Regions from separate parts of the Homo sapiens genome. Here region 1 is linked to region 2. A link is an interaction called in ENCODE POLR2A ChIA-PET data of the cell type or tissue named here. Cell type or tissue: B cell. All regions are shown on one strand. Links, peaks and the distances in the headings refer to the core of each region. The heading gives the core; the rest is flanking DNA.

What was found. ChIA-PET counts read pairs that join two places held together with the same protein. Peaks named below come from ENCODE experiments on the same cell type or tissue, not always from the same donor. Only the 100,000 strongest peaks of a DNase experiment are listed, where the experiment ranks them.
Region 1: POLR2A ChIA-PET joins it to region 2 with 10 read pairs; 2 of 35 experiments call an interaction of 5 or more read pairs at or near these places.

The regions. Positions count from the first base shown.
Region 1 is chr12:96,003,551-96,006,466 of GRCh38, reverse strand. LTA4H (leukotriene A4 hydrolase) reads left to right here. Exons shown (of 19, transcript NM_000895.3): 16 at 58-153; 17 at 2,547-2,629. All of the region lies in intron 3 of LOC102723340 (a long non-coding RNA gene), which reads right to left. Among named protein-coding and RNA genes, the nearest start is that of HAL, 8.7 kb to the right of the region's middle. In B cell, for the core only: no CTCF peak of the experiment used is centred there; no DNase peak of the experiment used is centred there.
Region 2 is chr12:96,188,904-96,191,819 of GRCh38, reverse strand. No RefSeq gene overlaps it. Among named protein-coding and RNA genes, the nearest start is that of ELK3, 4.0 kb to the left of the region's middle. In B cell, for the core only: no CTCF peak of the experiment used is centred there; DNase peaks (open chromatin) are centred at 909 and 1,159; H3K4me3 peaks cover 1,127 bases; H3K27ac peaks cover 855 bases.

The DNA of each region.
Region 1 (2,916 bases), core at 387-2,886, 190 kb after region 2:
CAATAAGTATTATTAAATTGTACTTGAACAAAAATAACTAGGTAACATTTATTTCAGGCCAAAGAAGATGATTTAAATTCATTCAATGCCACAGACCTGAAGGATCTCTCTTCTCATCAATTGAATGAGTTTTTAGCACAGACGCTCCAGAGGGTAAGTACTAGCTCAAAATCTTAGAAATTAAAATGGACAGAAAGGCACAGCATTTATGTTCTACCCAACTTGGCAAAAGATTATTAATGTGGAAACTAATGGGGAAAAAATCATTTATAAAATTTATTCATTTCTTTAAAAAAGCATTGAATGCTTACTGTGTTTTATATTGTGCTAAATATGAAAATATGTAAGAAAGGATATACCTTATCTTCAAATAGCGTATAATCTAGTAGGAAGGGGAACACATGCAAAATTTAGCAATAAGCCAGGCACGGTGGCTCACATCTGTAATCCCAGCACTTTGGGAGGCCGAGGCAAGCAGATCACTTGAAGTCAGGAGTTCGAGACCAGCCTGGCCAACATGATGAAATCTCGTCTCTACTAAAAATATAAAAATTAGCCGGGCATGGTGGCAGGTGCCTGTAATCCCAGCTACTCAGGAGGCTGAGGCAGGAGAATCACTTGGACTGGGAGGCGGAGGTTGCAGTGAGCCGAGATCACACCCCTGTACTCCAGCCTGAGCAACAGAGTGAAACTCCATCTCATAAAAAAATTTTTTTAAAAACATTAGCAATAAAAGGAGGCATACTTTAGGTATCATTTGGAAAAACTTAATTAGTGAAAGACTCTTCCAACTGGGGGCATCAGAGAGGGAATTTTGGAGGAGACTTGCTTTGCACCCCCAGGGCTAGCAGGGAGGTAGAAATTGAAGGTGGAGGGAGCAGCAAGGGCTGGAATTCGTCTGCAGCATTGCTGGAGTAAACAGTAGCACTGGGTAAGGAAGTCAGTGAAGGTAACACTAGAAAAGCTGGTAGGACCAGATGTGATGACTCTCAATGCTAAGCTAAGAAATTTTAGATCTTACACTGATCAGTAGGAAAAGATTTTAAAAATCCAGCAGAAGAGTCGGGATGAAATGCTGGGTTGTAGAAAACTAATCTGGGGCCATGAAGGTTGCATGGTGGTGAAGTTACTAGTTGGGAGACTGGCAGGAGTACCGGACTTGAGGGAGTAAGTTGCGGGGAGAGGAGAGAACAGGACGTGAGAAAGAGTTTACACAGGGTGAAAGCACAGAGCTCTGTGACTGACTGGCTATAGGGGTTGACAGTAAAGAATCCAAGCAGATTTTAAGGTTTCGAATCTAGGCAATTGAAAGAATAGATGAAACCGAAAGGAGTTGCTGCATTTTGAGATAAACCAATGACTGGATTTTAAAGACTTCCATGAAAGGGAAGTCTTCAGTCTAAGGACCTTGAGAAGAAAGAAGATTTGGAGCGGAATTTTCTGTGGAATTGATGCAAAAATTAGGAATAGGATTTTGACGCAACAAAGGACCCATCAAAGAGAGAATCTATTTTTAGTGCATCGGGTCATCATGGTTTCATAAATTGCTCTACCACTGGTGGGTGGTCTAGGGCCACAGAGAGAGAGAACATGGTAGGGTGATTCTGGAATGGGTATAGCAAAACTTAGGGCAAGTCAGGGAGCCTTGGAGATGACCTTAACCAGTTGGTCTACCAGGGTAGACTTGGAGTTGCATGTGTCCATAAGGGGCTAATGGACTAAATTATTAGCGACAGGATTAGTAGTTCATGAAAGCAGAGATTGGTTAGTGAGTGTGGAGTCCTGTAAGGTAAGGAGGTCGTGGTTGGAGGGGAGAGTTATCATCTACCTAGAGGCACCTCTGCCTCTCACAGGCACTACAAACTCTCTGCTTGTCCAAACTGAACTCATCTTTTTTCTTTCCTTCACCCAAACTTGTCCTCCCTTTTAGGGTGAGTTAAGGTAGGGATAGGATGCTTATAAACCCCCTGAAATTGTATACAGAAGTTTGTATTCATGTAGTAAGTGTATTTTCCCCCTAGGGAAAGAGTCCACATTATTCATCAGATTCCCAAAGAGATCTATAATACAAACATTTAAGAACTGCTATTATGTAGGTATGCAGATAATTTAACAGGGATTTCAGAGGAAATATACAAAGATAAAGCTAGGGGGAATCAGGCAAAAATTAAGGAACTATGATTTCATCTGGAGAATGGAATTGCATTTAAGATATATAAGTTATAGAGAATAACTAGAAAAACTCTAGGAAAAGTCTGAAAGATAATATTTATACATGCTAAAAAGTCTAAGAAGAGCAATTCTCATTTAATGCTGAATACTTCACAAAGTAAATTATCCCTGTGCTCCCAGTAGAATATCCTCATCTGGAATAAGTTTGCACAGAATTTACTTAGTGTGCAATTTGTTTCTTTTATTTTTATCTGACTTATTTCTATATTATAAAATATTTAGGATTTTAATCTGGCTATGCATTTCTCTCCAGCTCCTTTCTTCCAAGGAATCCTGTTGAAATGATACGGTATACTTCTTTATTTTGCTCTTAGGCACCTCTTCCATTGGGGCACATAAAGCGAATGCAAGAGGTGTACAACTTCAATGCCATTAACAATTCTGAAATACGATTCAGGTACATCATTTTAACTTGTCTCTGTGGAAGAAAGCAGAAAACTAAACTCCTTTGAAAGATGGAGAAAGGGAATGCAGAGTATGAGACATACTTGAGTCTTGAGAATTCCTTGTCAAACTGACTGCTTCTATATAAATACTTATAGTGGTATTTAAGGAATAGTTGCAATATGTAATCTGGTAGTATTAATCTTTTTGTTAGACTTTGCTCTAAACCTCTCTTGCCTTAAAAGAAAAAAAAAAAATTAGAATGAAGGATTCCGTGGTAAATAGGCTTTCTCCACAACC
Region 2 (2,916 bases), core at 93-2,592:
GCCACTGCACTCCAGCCTGGGTGACAGAGTGAAATTGTGTCTCAAAAAAATTTAAAAAAATAAATCACTTAAAAAAAATAGTGAAAAATAGTCTAGGGGCCAGGTGTGGTGATACTACTCTCACCTATAATACCAGCTACTCAGGAGGCCAAGGCAGGAGGATCGCTTGAGCCCAAGAGTTCACACTCCAGCCTGGGCAACAAAGTGAGACCCTGTTTCTTTTTCTCTTTTTTTTTTTTTTTTTTTTTTGAGACAGAATCTCACTCTGTCACCCAGGCTGGAGCACAATGGTGCGATCTCTGCTCACTGCAACCTCCACCTCCCGGGTTCAAGCAATTCTCCTGCCTCAGCCTCCTGAGTAGCTCGGATTACAGACACGCACCACCATGCCTGGCTAATTTTTGTATTTTTAGTAGAGACGGGGTTTCACCATGTTGGTCAGGCTGGTCTCGAACCCCTGACCTCGTGATCTGCCCACCTCGGCCTCCCAAAGTGCTGGGATTACATGTGTGAGCCAGCGCACCTGTTCAACCCTGTTTCTTAAAAAAATAAAAAATACATACACAAACATATGAAGTATATGAAGTCTGTTTTTTAAAAAAAGTATATTCAAAGCCAAACATTTTAATTCAGTGATTTTTATGCTTTTATTTTTGCACAATAAATCTTTGTAGAATCCTAACATGTAAGGGAGCATGTTTTTGTCAACCAGTTTTATTGTTTTGAAGAAATACCTCATCTAAAACACTTCTGACACACTTTTGGGCAGCTTTAGGGTTTCCCAGCCCATATGAAATCCTGATAAGTTTCTCTGGTATTTTGGATTGTCCACACGACTACTCTCAGCTCCTCACATGCATGGGTGATTCAGAGCTGACTCTGGTCTTCCTCAAAGCACAGGGCATAGCTTTTATTTTCAGGTGTCGGCAGCTTCTGTTCTTTGCATTCTAAGAGAAAGCTGCTATTTGTTTTCCATGCTTTCCTTCCCACTATCAAAAAGCAGCCAAGGCCAGGGGAGGTGGCTCATGCCTATAATCCCAGCATTTTGGGAGGCCGCAGCAGGCGAATCACTTGAACCCAGGAGTTCAAGACCCGCCTGGGCAACATGGCGAAACTCCATCTCTCTACAAAAAAATACAAAAATCAGCCAGGCATGGTGGTGCATGTCTGTGACCCCAACTACCCCAGCTACTCAGGAAGCTGAGGTGGGAGGATCACCAGAGCTCAGGAGGTCTAGGCTGCAGTGAGCCGTGGTCACACCACTGCATTCCAGCCTGGGCAACAGAGCGAGACCCTGTCTCAAGAAAAAAAAAAAAAAAAAAAAAAAGCAGCCAAAAGATGTGGTATCTGCTATTGCATGATCCACACTCCGCTTTCTATGCTTTTGTTTTAAAACAGCGAGGAGTTAGGACTGAGAAGATTTCAAGTAAGAGTTCTTTAGGAGCCCTTTATAGCAAGTGACAGAGCCCAGGGTCATATATTTTGGCTGGCCAAGAAACAAGTGAGACTCTCTCAGCTTTAAAAAGAACAGCTGAGATTCCACCAGAGATGATACGCAAAATCTGTGTGTTTGAGGAATGAGAGATAGTGATGTTCTGGAAGGTACACAGGCAGGGTCAGGGAGAGGCAGTATGAAGAATGGAAGAGGGCTAAGTCTCAAAAAATAATAATATTCATCAAAGCCTGGTTCCAAAAGAAGGGGTGTTTTAGTCAGCTTCTGCTGGGATAATATCACGTAACAAACAACTCCAAAACTTAGTAGCTTATGGCAACAAGTGAGTCTAGGTTGGCTGGGCTTGGCTGGGCTTGGCTCCAGTCTGCAGGCTGAATGCATGTCGGCTTCTCATTTCTAGGACCAGGCTAAAGGAACAGACACCACTTCAGACGTGGTTCTCAAGGAGAGTTGGAGCTCAAGTGGGGGTGAGTGGAAACGTGATGCTTCTTAAAACCTCTGCTTAGGACTGACACACTCCCACTTCTACACTTCAACATCCTACAACGTATAACAGAATGGGATGCTATCAAAAGTAAAGAAAAAAATTACAGATGGATGAGAAAACAGAGCGGGAGAAGAAAATTAGTTTTACAATAAACCAAACTAAAATTTACAGTAAACCAAGCGGAATAAATAATGTTCGAAGCTTATGAATTGCTGAATTTCTGATAGAAGCTCAAAAGGGTTTGCCATCACTACCTTCGAAGACTGCTTCAATACTGGGGGGCTAGGAGGTAGGGCTGGGAATGAACAGCCAAAGCCTGATGGTAAGACAGCCCACTCTGGTGGAATGTGTACATTTGGAATCAGGAATTTGGGAATCCAGTCCCATACCTGACTTGTTCTAACTATGGGACCTTGACTAAATCACTCACCTTCTCTGGGCTGGAACAAGTGTCAGTTTTTACTGATGTTTCCACTGAATGCCAATTTTACATTAAAATAACGTGTTATGGACTAAGATTCTTAAATGTTCATTTAAAAGCGTATTTAAAAGAGTTGTATAGACTTGTAGGCAGCCCCCTGTTGGAGTCTGCGGTCTCCCTTTTGTGTTGTTAGAGGTATTTCAGAGGGACATTTGAGAAATATTGACTTGGACCGTCTTTTTTGCCCTCACACAGGCCACTCATGGGGCAGAGCTTGGCAAACTGCAGTCAGTCCACAGAACCCACTGCCTGTTTCTGTATGACTTTTGAGTGAAGAAGTATTTGCCTTTTCTTTTTTATTTTTAATTGTGGTTAAAAAAAATCAAATTTACCGTCCTATTTTTAAGTGTATAATTAATTCTGTAGCGTTAAGTAGATTCATGTGGTTGTGAAGCTCACCTCCAGAATTTTTTCATCTTATGAAACTGAAACTCTATCCCCATTAAACACGAGCCCCCATCTTTCCCTTCCCCAGCCCTTGGCAACCATCATTCT